2 separate regions of the Homo sapiens genome follow, and region 2 is linked to region 1. A link is a contact called in ENCODE Hi-C or POLR2A ChIA-PET data. All regions are on one chromosome and are shown on one strand. Each heading gives the region's core, a stretch centred on a gene start or an enhancer-like site at or near the end of the contact. The rest is flanking DNA. Distances are from core to core; before and after follow the strand shown.

Evidence for each region. Hi-C counts contacts between places; a loop is a spot of excess contacts on that map. ChIA-PET counts read pairs that join two places held with the same protein, here RNA polymerase II (POLR2A). Pooled maps may share reads with other maps.
Region 2: POLR2A ChIA-PET joins it to region 1 with 28 read pairs in Panc1. The contact joins two enhancer-like sites. A Hi-C loop is called at or near these places in 1 of 168 maps with a recorded cell type or tissue (mammary epithelial cell) and 7 of 50 pooled maps. POLR2A ChIA-PET finds 5 or more read pairs at or near these places in 4 of 52 experiments (GM12878, Panc1, WTC11 and 1 more).

What each region holds. Positions count from the first base shown.
Region 1 is chr7:134,600,024-134,605,533 of GRCh38, reverse strand. No RefSeq gene overlaps it. Among named protein-coding and RNA genes, the nearest start is that of BPGM, 44 kb to the left of the region's middle. Within about 2 kb of position 2,398, at least 5 of the 41 ENCODE cell types and tissues checked have a DNase peak (open chromatin) inside an H3K27ac peak, as active enhancers do.
Region 2 is chr7:134,853,899-134,859,408 of GRCh38, reverse strand. The region is part of intron 2 of CALD1 (caldesmon 1); the gene reads right to left. Among named protein-coding and RNA genes, the nearest start is that of CALD1, 77 kb to the right of the region's middle. Within about 2 kb of position 3,034, at least 4 of the 41 ENCODE cell types and tissues checked have a DNase peak (open chromatin) inside an H3K27ac peak, as active enhancers do.

The DNA of each region.
Region 1 (5,510 bases), core at 1,149-3,648:
TCCTGTATCTCATCTCTGAATCAACTTACTCCCCCAAAAGATGTTACAAACATTACTAACTGGAGTGTTTTCTAAACCATAGGAAGGAGCCTGAGGTGACGTCTTTTACAAATTTTATCTGGAAAGGCAATGCTTTCAAACTATACTCCAGCAAAATATGCTCCCATCATTAAACTTCAACTGACTTTATCCTATCCCGGTGGCATGTGGTTTGTGTATTCAGTCCTTCATTTGATAAATACTTACTCTAGAGACAAGCCTCATAGCCACTACACATACTGCCAAATACAGAGATGATGGAAGACTTGTATGTCTGATAATGAATATTGAAAGGGAAGAATCATTCATCCAGAATTTATGAGAATCTCCCTCCACAACTATCAAAAGAGGATCTACCCACTGGGCTGCAGGCATATGGCAGTGTGCTCTGTCCTTAGGATCAATCAAGATGGTAAGTGCCTCAGGCTTAAGTTATTTATTATAATCACTCTTCTGATATGCAAATCATTTTCAAAGGTTTTCTGGCTACTGAAAAGATCATATATGACCAGCAGGCAGGTGCACATATGTTTCAGTCGGCTTGATGGATATATCTCTCTGAATAGTTATGTAAGATTCTACTATATTTATCAGTTTTTTAATGACTAGATTATTATGGATCATCCCCGATATTATTCCTGAGTGGACTAACAAAAATACATTTTTAGAAATAATTTTTTAAATGTCAAAAACTGTAGACTGGACCTTGGTCTCAAAATGACCCTACTAAGGTACTGACAGCCTAAAAGATTCAGCTGGAGCCTCCTGTCTTTCTCTTGTTATTTTTTTTTTTTAAGACGGAGTCTAGCTCTGTCGCCCAGGCTGGAGTGCAGTGGTGCGATCTCAGCTCACTGCAACCTCTGCCGCCTGGTTCAAGCAATTCTCCTGCCTCAGCCTCCTGAGTAGCTGGGATTACAGGTGCCTGCCACTGCGCCCAGCTAATTTTTGTATTTTTAGTAGACACGGAGTTTCACCATCTTGGCGAGGCTGGTCTTGAACTCCTGACCTCGTGATCCACCCGCCCCAGCCACCCAAAGTGCTTGGATTACAGGCGTGAGCCACCGTGCCCGGCCTTCTCTCTCTCTCTTAAAGCCAAGGGTATTAAACACACATCCATTTGGAACTGTATTAATTGAGGTTATGTAATTTAATTGATGTATCAATATTAGTAAACTAATAAATCAATTTTTAATAAATTGAATTTAAAAATGAATTTAATTTGTGGAATTTGAACTGTATCCATTAATTGGGGGTATTCATCAAAAACAATTGGGTGTAACATAGGAATATAAGACCTATATCAAATATTTGGAGGGCTTTCATTAGGAATAGGAAAAGACCCGTTCCGTGCCGTCACTGCATGCAGAATTGAGATCTACAAATGGAGGATAAAGGAAGATGGCATTTTAGCTGCACGTTAAGAAAGACTTGCTAAACACAAGATTTTCTCCTAAATATTCGTTGGGAAGTGAATTCCTGATCCCTAGAGGTGTTTAAACATTAGCCAGACTGTGTGTAATATTGAAGATCTAGAAGACCTCCAGTGCCTCTGGGCCCCACCAGCCTCGAGTCTATGATTCTGTAACTAGGCAACTTAACTTCAAAATGCATTTTAAACGTTTTTTTTCCTTTCTCTTGGATTTCAACATATAACCTTGAAGCAAACTGCAGAAGCCTTTTTCCTTAGCCTTAAAATGGACTCCACGTCCCTCTTTCTCACCGAATATAGTCCCTTCACATTTATCTAACTGCATGCTAGTGTCTAAAGGCACATAATTATTATGGGGCTAATTTTTAGGCAGACCAAGTCTGGAGACCCCGCTACAGAATTCCAGAGATGACTTCAAGGTGACTAGTCAACAACCCAGCCATTGTTAAGATGATGCCAGCCTGAGATCCAGGTGGCCTGGGACCCAAGACAGCCACCAGAGCAAGACACACAGGCATTGGAATCAGCACAATTCCTGCATGCCTTCCTTACCAAGTTTTCCCATTTTGAACTCTTGCTTTCCCCGCTAGATACAAAGCAGTTCCTTTGGATAGGAGGAATCCAGCAGCTTCCCCTTTACTAGTGTTGGTTAATAAAGTCACTTTCTTTCTACCAGACCTCGCTCTTGTTAATTAGACTCCGCAAGCAGCGAACATGCGTTTGGTTCCACTTCTAGACTGGCAGGCACATGCTAAACCTCCTAAATCAGCCACATCCCTTCTCCTGCAGCCTGAAGCCTACGGCTGCATGCTAGCCTTGGAGTTACCTTTTCTACCAGCCCTAGCTCACATCTTGCACAGAAAAAGGGCAGGGCTCCAGTGAGACAAAGCTGTTAGTTTTTCAGGTGGTAGAGCTTGCCGCTATGAGTGTGCTGCTTTGTACCTAGTGAATGCATAATGGGTGAAATTGCAGCTGATAATATGACGATGAAGCAAGTGTTTAAAGTCCTTGTCTGGATGCTTGGTTTCCGGCTTGTGGGTAGAACGGAACTAAGTTACAAAACATTAGGACACGCCAATTGCAGCAGGATTTTCTGCTTTAGAATATTAACTGTTTGTTTATAAATAAATCAAGTGAAGCTAAACGGACAGAAGCTGCCCCTTTAGTGTTGGAATCAGAGGAGACAAAAGGAGCCGAAAGTTGTATTTTCCCAAGATCACTTGTTCCCTCTGAGAGCTGAAGCAGAAATTAAGGAAGCAGATTCAAGAGTTCCAGTGCCTTTAGGGCTAGCTCCAAATTGTTGCCAAGAAAAAGTATAGGGTTCAGAAAAAGCCTCTTCTGACGTTAAATTATCTGAGAGGCAAGCAGAAGAGGGGGAACTTTATTTTTGGCAGATGTGGGAATATTAATACTTTAGGAAGGGTTGTAGTTTCTAACTTTACCAATTTACTAATTTTCTGATTGTGTACTTTTAAGAAAATACTTGGCATGTGGTTTCTTCTGAAGAGTATACATGGGAGATGTGGGACTTTTTTAAAATAACTTTTTTGGGACTTTTTTTTTTTTTTTTTTTTTTTTTACAATAACTAGCACCAGGAAAAGAGGTTCTTAAGAGAAAGAATGAGCTGGGGACATGTGGCTGTTTCTGATTCTCACAAGCCTGCTCTCCTCCAAGAGTCCACAGCCCTGGCCTTGGTGGGAGAGAGTGACAACGATGTATCTTGTACAAACAAAAGTCAAAATCCCAAATCTAAAGACAGGGTGAGCAAGGTGCATCTGCAAAGTCATGGTGCCGAGAACTCAGCCAGCAAACTTAACATTTGATCAGACCATATCTGGACGTGGAAATCCAAACTGCAGAGAACCAACCTGTGGAAGTCATTACAGTTTATTATAAAAAAAAAGTAGAACCTTAAATGTGTGTCTCAGGTGATGATTAGAGTTTGATAATGTTACTAAGACAATTAAAAAACCTAAGCTTGGGTGATTTTTGTTTTTACAGAAACCAAAAGGTAGACCCTGTATATTGATTAAGCGTTGAATTCCAGGAGAAACATGAATGATCAGTAAATATTCACTGCTTATGAAATGTTTTTAAAAACTGTTATAACCCCTGTTATTGCCACATAAAGGAAGGTCATTGTCTTTCTGTAACCCTGGGACCATGACAAAACTCTTGACATTTCTGTATACTTTTAAAAACATTTATCACCTTCTTAATATACTGTAGAAACAAATACTGTTTTTCTGTCCTTCTGAAATTCTGCTTTGCCATTTTGATACACTGATTGTCTGAGAACTACTCAGACAAGTTTGTTTTTGTTTCTGTTTTGAGACAGGGTCTTGCTCTGTGGCTCAGGCCGGAGTGCATGGTTATGCCTCACTGCAATCTCCACCTCCCGGGCTCAAGAGACCCTCCCACCTCAGCCCCCTGGGGTAGCCGGGATTACAGGCTGACACCACCATGCCCAGCTCATTTTTGTCTTTTTTGTAGATACAGGGTTTTGCCATGTTGCCCAGGCTGCTCTTAAACTCCTGGGCTCAAGAGATCCTCCCTCCTTGGCCTCCCAAAGTGCTAAGATTATAGGCGTGAGCCACCATGGCCAGCAAAACCAGTTTTATTACTCACATTGATTTAGTGACGTTTCTTCCCAGTTAACAATTTTTCCATTTTTGCAAACTGATTTGGTAAAGGGGACAGACCCTTATGTTTGGTGTTTTTTTTAATGTTCAACATAAAATAAAATGGATTTTAAAAAGAATATGTAAGATTCTTCCCCAAATCATTTCTTTTCAATTCTGCTTTGTATCTAGTTTGTCTTTTTTATTTTCTTTATTAACTAACTAATGATTCTTTTTTTCTCTTTTGGATAATTTCAGAAAAAAATTTCAGGAAAAATTGCAGAAATCGTACAAAGAACTTTTTTTCCTTAGTAATTTGAGAGTATTTTACCAACATGATACCCCATCACCCTTAAATGCATTAGTGTGCAATTCTTACGAAGACTTACACCTCTTACTATATTTAAACCATTGAAATGAGGAAATTAATTCTAATACATTACTATCATTTTGTTTCAGACATCATTAATTTTTTTTCAGTTGCCCCAGTAATATCCATTTTAGCCAAATGATCCATTTTAAAATTACATATTTCATTTATCATGTCTTTTTAATATTATTTGATTTGGAACCATTTCTCAGTTTTTATGATTTCATAATTTTGACTATTTTAAACACTACAGACCACTAATTTTGTGGGATTTATCTCATTGTGGGTTTGTCTGATGTTTCCTAGTGTTTAGATTCAAATTATACGTCTTTAGCAGAGATATCACAGATTTGAAGCCGGATTCTTCACACTGCATACTATCAAGTGGTACACAATTTCAATTTGTCCTATTACTAGTAATATTAAATTGATCACTTGATTAAGATTGTATGGTAGGCAGAATTTTAAGATGGCCCTATGACCTTGGCTCATGATATTACTCCCATGATGGTGTTATATTGCAAATGGACAATTACCGAAGTAGGCCTAATCTAAATAAATCCAGCCTTTAAAAGCAGAGAGTTTTTGAGAGCTGATGGCAGAAGTCAAAAATATTCGAGATGTGGCAGAGATTCACCTCCAGAGAAGCTCTACCTTGTTGAGATGGAGAAGACCCACAGCACAGAACTGTGTGATTGGCCTCCAGGAATGGAACACAACCACCATCTGACAGCCAGCAAGGAAATAGAGACTTTGGTCTAATTGTAGCAGGGAACTGAATTCTGGGAGAGGGATTCTTCCCCAAAGCCTCCAGAGAAGAGCCCAGCCTGGCCAACACCTTGATTGCAGCCTTGGGAGACCCTAGGCAAAGAACTCAGGGGGACTGCCTGGACTTCTAACTTACAGAACTATAAGACCATAAATGGGTTGTTTCAAGCTGTTATGTTTGTGGTAATTTGTCATGCAGCAATAGAAAACTAATACAAGTGAGATCTGCTAGTCTCTCAGTTGTAAAGTACCTGCTTTTAGTAATTAATAAGCATTTTGTAA
Region 2 (5,510 bases), core at 1,785-4,284, 250 kb before region 1:
CTATTGGCCACTAGAGAAGAACAAATGACACAAGCGTAAACCCTAAGGCAAGGTGGAAATTCTCCACTACCTTGTGTCCATGTGAGAAAAAATGCGTAGACTTGCAACAAATATGTAAAGATGCTTTCTAAATGTATGCCTGACTAACAGAGGCATTCACAATATTATCACACATAATTCAGATACAGGGAGGGCTGGCTCCAGCGCAACTACCCAAAAATGGGGGTGCATGGAAAGGGTAGACCCCTATCCCTGAAAAAGCCAGGGAGAAGAAGTGGCCATCTATTTAGGGTTATGGCGAAAATATATTTTTTAAGATTCTAAGGCTATGCTGTCCAATATGGTAGCCACCAGCCACGAGGTCATTTAAATTGAAAATAAATAAAATTTAAAATTCAGTTCCTCAGCTTCACCAGTCCCATTTCAAGAGCTCAGTAGCCATTATGTGTTTAGTGGCCCCCATATAAGACGGTGCAGAGAATGTTTTCATCACTGCAGAAAGTTCTACTGGACAGCTCTACTATAAGATCTTCCAACTCCTGGCTGGGCGTGGTGGCTCACACCTGTGATCCCAGCACTTTGGGAGGCCGAGGCAGGTGGATCACAAGGTCAGGGGATTGAGACCATCCTGGCCAACATGGTGAAACCCTGTCTCTACTAAAATTACAAAAATTAGCTGGGTGTGGTGGCGCACACCTGTAGTCCCAGCTACTCAAGGGGCTGAGGCAGGAGAATCGCTTGAACCTGGGAGGTGGAGGTTGCAGTGAGCCGAGATCATGCCACCGCACTCCAGCCTGGTGACATAACAAGACTGTCTCAAAAAAAAAAGAGATCTTTCAACTCCTAATATGAAATGATTGTACTGAGTGAAGTAATGCTATGCACTTCAGAGACATGAAGGTATGTTAGATATGGTTTCTGTCTTCAAAGACCTTACAATCTCATAGAAAAGATGTGGTAAGTTGTGGGGTGTTGTATGGGTCAGCATCTCAAAGCATGGCTGTGCTCTCATAATTCCCTCATTGGTACTCTCTCCATTTTCCTATGGAGGCTTTTTGGATGGGGGCAATCTAGCTGTGACTGGGCACTTGCAACTGAGAAAGTGAAATGCTTGGCAAATACAAAAGAAGCTGAGACACTGGCTGAAGAAAGATCACACTTCAAGTTAAGTAACAAGGCCCAAGAGTGGTTCACATGGAATGAAAGTTCAGAAGCCATGGGCCTTTCCCAGTTGTAAACATGCTGCAGAGATCACCATATTTTACATAAAAGTAGTTTAACTTGTGCATGGCCTTCTGGACTTGCTGAACTACTCAGCTAAAAAAAAAAAAAAGTCAGCAACTCATGTGCCTGCTTTTTGTGACTGGTTTGTTCAACTAACACTTCCAGTTTAGTGATACAGAGCCTTGGCCAGCTATCTTGCTAATATAAAGTAGGATAGCTTAGATGGCAGGATGCAAATCCATTTATAGTGCTGAAAACAATTCAAAGGTGTGTTCTAGAGGTGCTTTGTTAATAGCAGTATTTTTGTATGTGAAGGACAAGCTGTTACTGATCAGGGACTAATTATTCTCTAGTGAATTATTTGACTTCTATTCATCATGATCATCAAGTGTGTTTACTGTATTCTGGAACTGCAAAGCAGGTTAAAAACTACCTTCTAGAAGTTTATAATCCAAGGTGGAAAGGTTTGAAACCCAACTAAAGGATGTTATCTGCTATGTCCCTTGGATGTAACAGACATATAATTTAAGCATATATATTTACAGATAAATAATAAGTTGAAAAGTACTTAGATTGCTTCCTCTTTCTTTATATTTAGATAGTAATTTAGATAGTAATGAGTCATTTAGATAGCAGTTTCACTCATTTATTAGTTTGGGGATACCTGGACTTTTCCTCAGGTAGGGAATGGCTCACAGTTGGGGCCTGCTTAAGAATAGCACAAAACTGGCCGGGCGCGGTGGCTCACGCTTGTAATCCCAGCACTTTGGGAGGCCGAGGCGGGCGGATCACGAGGCCGGGAGATCAAGACCACGGTGAAACCCCGTCTCTACTAAAAATACAAAAAATTAGCCGGGCGTGGTGGCGGGCATCTGTAGTCCCAGCTACTCGGAGAGGCTGAGGCAGGAGAATGGCGTGAACCCGGGAGGCGGAGCTTGCAGTGAGCCGAGATCGCGCCACTGCACTCCAGCCTGGGTGACAGAGCGAGACTCTGTCTCCAAAAAAAAAAAAAAAAAAAAAAAAAAAGAATAGCGCAAAACCATAGGATCTTTGAACAACTGACTCAATAGCCTGAGTTTGTACTGATACCCATGTTGTATTTCTATTGGAGCACTTAGTCTATAGCTTGTATTTTAATTACCAAGTACATATTTGTCTTCTGTAAAAGGTTGTTATCTCTTAGAAATGATTACTGTCTTTCGTGATCCCTCAAAGTTCTTAACTGACTGTTTTTCTTATACTCCGCATTAGGCTCACACTTGTTGAGTTGGAACAGATGCCAGGGCAGTGTTTATTTGTTGAACTTAGTTGTTAAACAAATGAACTTGGCTAAGACGTTATCAAAAGGCTGTTTCTCTGGCTGAGCTCTTAGTAACCTTGGGAATGGTGGTGGTTTACTATGGAACTCTATTTTATATTCTGATTTGTAGTTGTGGTTGTTTTTCTCTAGTGGAAAAGAACTTGGTCTTAGAGAGACATTTCGATTTCAGGAAGAGGAGTATTAGGCATTTAACTGAGGGAATAGGTTTGTTCTTGGATGTTGAAAGAAAAAGAAGACAGGATGAATAAGAAAAGAAGAGAATCAGAATTCAGCTGATACACTTCAAATTTCCGCAGCCTTTGGAAACTTCTTGCTACCCCTCTATCATAATTAGAAAACACTGACATTCAGAGCCAATTAAATGTTTCCATCAGTCTAAAAAAACTGTTGCCTGATTTTGCTCTCTAACCATGCTCAGTAATTAGAAACATAAGGCACCGTTCTGGAGGTTTGCTTGGGAACCTACCCTTCCCAGGCCTCGCGTGGCTACCCATTGGCTACAGGACTTTTATCTTTTCTCACCATCTCTCTTAGGAGCCCCAGCCCAGATCACAGGAAAAGTGTGAGGTTGCCATGGGCATTCCTGGAAAAACTAGAAACTTCCGGTGCCACTTTAGACTTTAAAAAATGCAGAAGCTCACTCTGCCTGCCTGTTTCCTCGCTAAAGCACTATAGCTCTGTACTATACGTGGAAGGCAACAGTTCGAGGATTCAAACCAAAAGAGGCAAAAGGAGGATCTTTGTGACAACCAGCTTGAAATGGCATCCTTGTTCGCTTCGTAGAACAAGAAAGCTGTTCCAGCAGCTGATGTTAGAGTTCCTCACACTCTTGCTGAAAAACCTATACTTTGCAGAGTGTAGGATTAGAATACCATCTAAGAAGCAGCAGCAACAGCTTTCTACTTCTGACAATATCTACAAAGAAAATGGAAAAATACTTGTAATCAAGGACTTCAACTCGACAGTTACCTAGCTTGTCAAATTAAAACATGTGGCAACCACCGGGCTAAATATCTTGAAAGAATGATACTTTCTTGTTTTTCTCCCTGACCTAAAATCTCTTTGGAGTACATTTGCAATTCCTAATTTTTCACACTTAAACAAAAGCTGTCCACACTATGTTTAAAGATGACTAAGCAATTTTGTATTAAGTAACCAAAGATCACTCTGCCAATTTTAGAATAATTAAGTTTCTGCAGCCGAATATAAACAGTTCCAAGAACTACATGTGGCCTACCAAAAGTATATATTACAAGTAGTCAACCCTGTGGCCAGCTGGCAGACAGATCAACATGTTAAAGTAGAATTGTTCAGAATTTGGAGTATTATTTTTCTTTTCTCCCAATATCTTTTCTGCATCCAACTTTGTTTCTTTGGGAATGTTTTCAAGTATACAAAGCAAGAAACTATTGTGGGATTGCACCTCTTGTAAACGAATGAGCATTTCTCTTGAGATCCTTTGGAATGCACATATCATTCCCATTTCAATTCCATCTACACAGGAAGCCAAAGAAAAATGGAGCAAATGAATCCACCTTCGTACCCCTCAAGTGAGAGTATTCATATTGTGCTTGATCACCAGAAAGATCTGCATTGACCACTGGACAAGTGAACGTGGACATTAAGCCATAGGTCTGTTGAGCACCAAAACACCTTTCTGACCCTAGATCCTTGCACTGTGCATTAGTCTGCTCTTGCACTGCTATAAAGAACCATCTGAGACTGTGTAATTTATAAAGAAAAGACTTTAATTGGATCATGATTCTGCAGGCTGTATGAGTAACATGGCTGGGGAGGCCTCAGGAGACTTTCAATCATAGTGGAAGGCAAACAGGAAGCAGGCATGCCTGACATGGCGGGAGTAGGAGGAAGAAAGAGTGGGGGAGGTGCTGCACACTTTTAAACAGCCATAACTTGTGAGAACTCACTCAGTATCACGAGAACAGCAAGGGGGAAATCCTTCCCCATGATCCAATCACCTCCCACCAGGCCCCTCCTCCAACAATGGGGATCACAATTCGACATGAGATTTGGCAGGGACACAAATCCAAACCATATCACACTGCCTTTACCAGATAGCTTCGTGGGCCAGAATTTCTTGCTAATAAGGCTAAAGTCACAGATTTATCCCACCAGGAATGAGTTACTCATTTGAGGGGAAAAAAATCCTAAGCTATGGCCCTGTGCTATGACATTAATCCGGGCCAGCTATATGACAGATGTAGCTGACCACCTTAAATTGAGAAAATAGAGATGGTTAGTTTAGCCCATCCCGCCGTGACCTTCAGTAGCGTGTATGGCCAAATGAATGTGAGTGTGTCATTAAACAAAAGGCCCCTACATATTCAGCTGCATTATAAGTCCTGTCGTCTTCTGCATTATATTTAAATTCAGATACAATCAAGAGTGGCTGAGACTCTACAACCATCATCCCAATGAGAACTTTAATAAAAATATTCAATGCAGATCATTAAAAAGTCAGGAAACAACAGATGCTGGTGAGGATGTGGAGAAACAGGAATGCTTTTACACTGTTGGTGGGAGTGTAAGTTAGTTCAACCATTGTGGAAGACAGTGTGGCAATTCCTCAAGGATCTAGAACTAGAAATACCATTTGACCCAGCAATCCCATTACTGGGTATATACCCAAAGGATTATAAATCATTCTACTATAAAGACACATGCACACGTATGTTTATTGCAGCACTATTCACAATAGCAAAGACTTGGAACCAACCCAAATGTCCATCAATGATAGACTGGATTAAAAAAAATGTAGCACATATAAACCATGGAATACTATGCAACCATAAAAAGGATGAGTTCATGTCCTCTGCAGGGACATTGATGAAGCTGGAAACCATCATTCTCAGCAAACTAACACAAGAACAGAAAACCAAACACCGCATGTTCTCACTCATAATTGGAAGTTGAACAATGAGAACACATGGGCACAGGGAGGGGA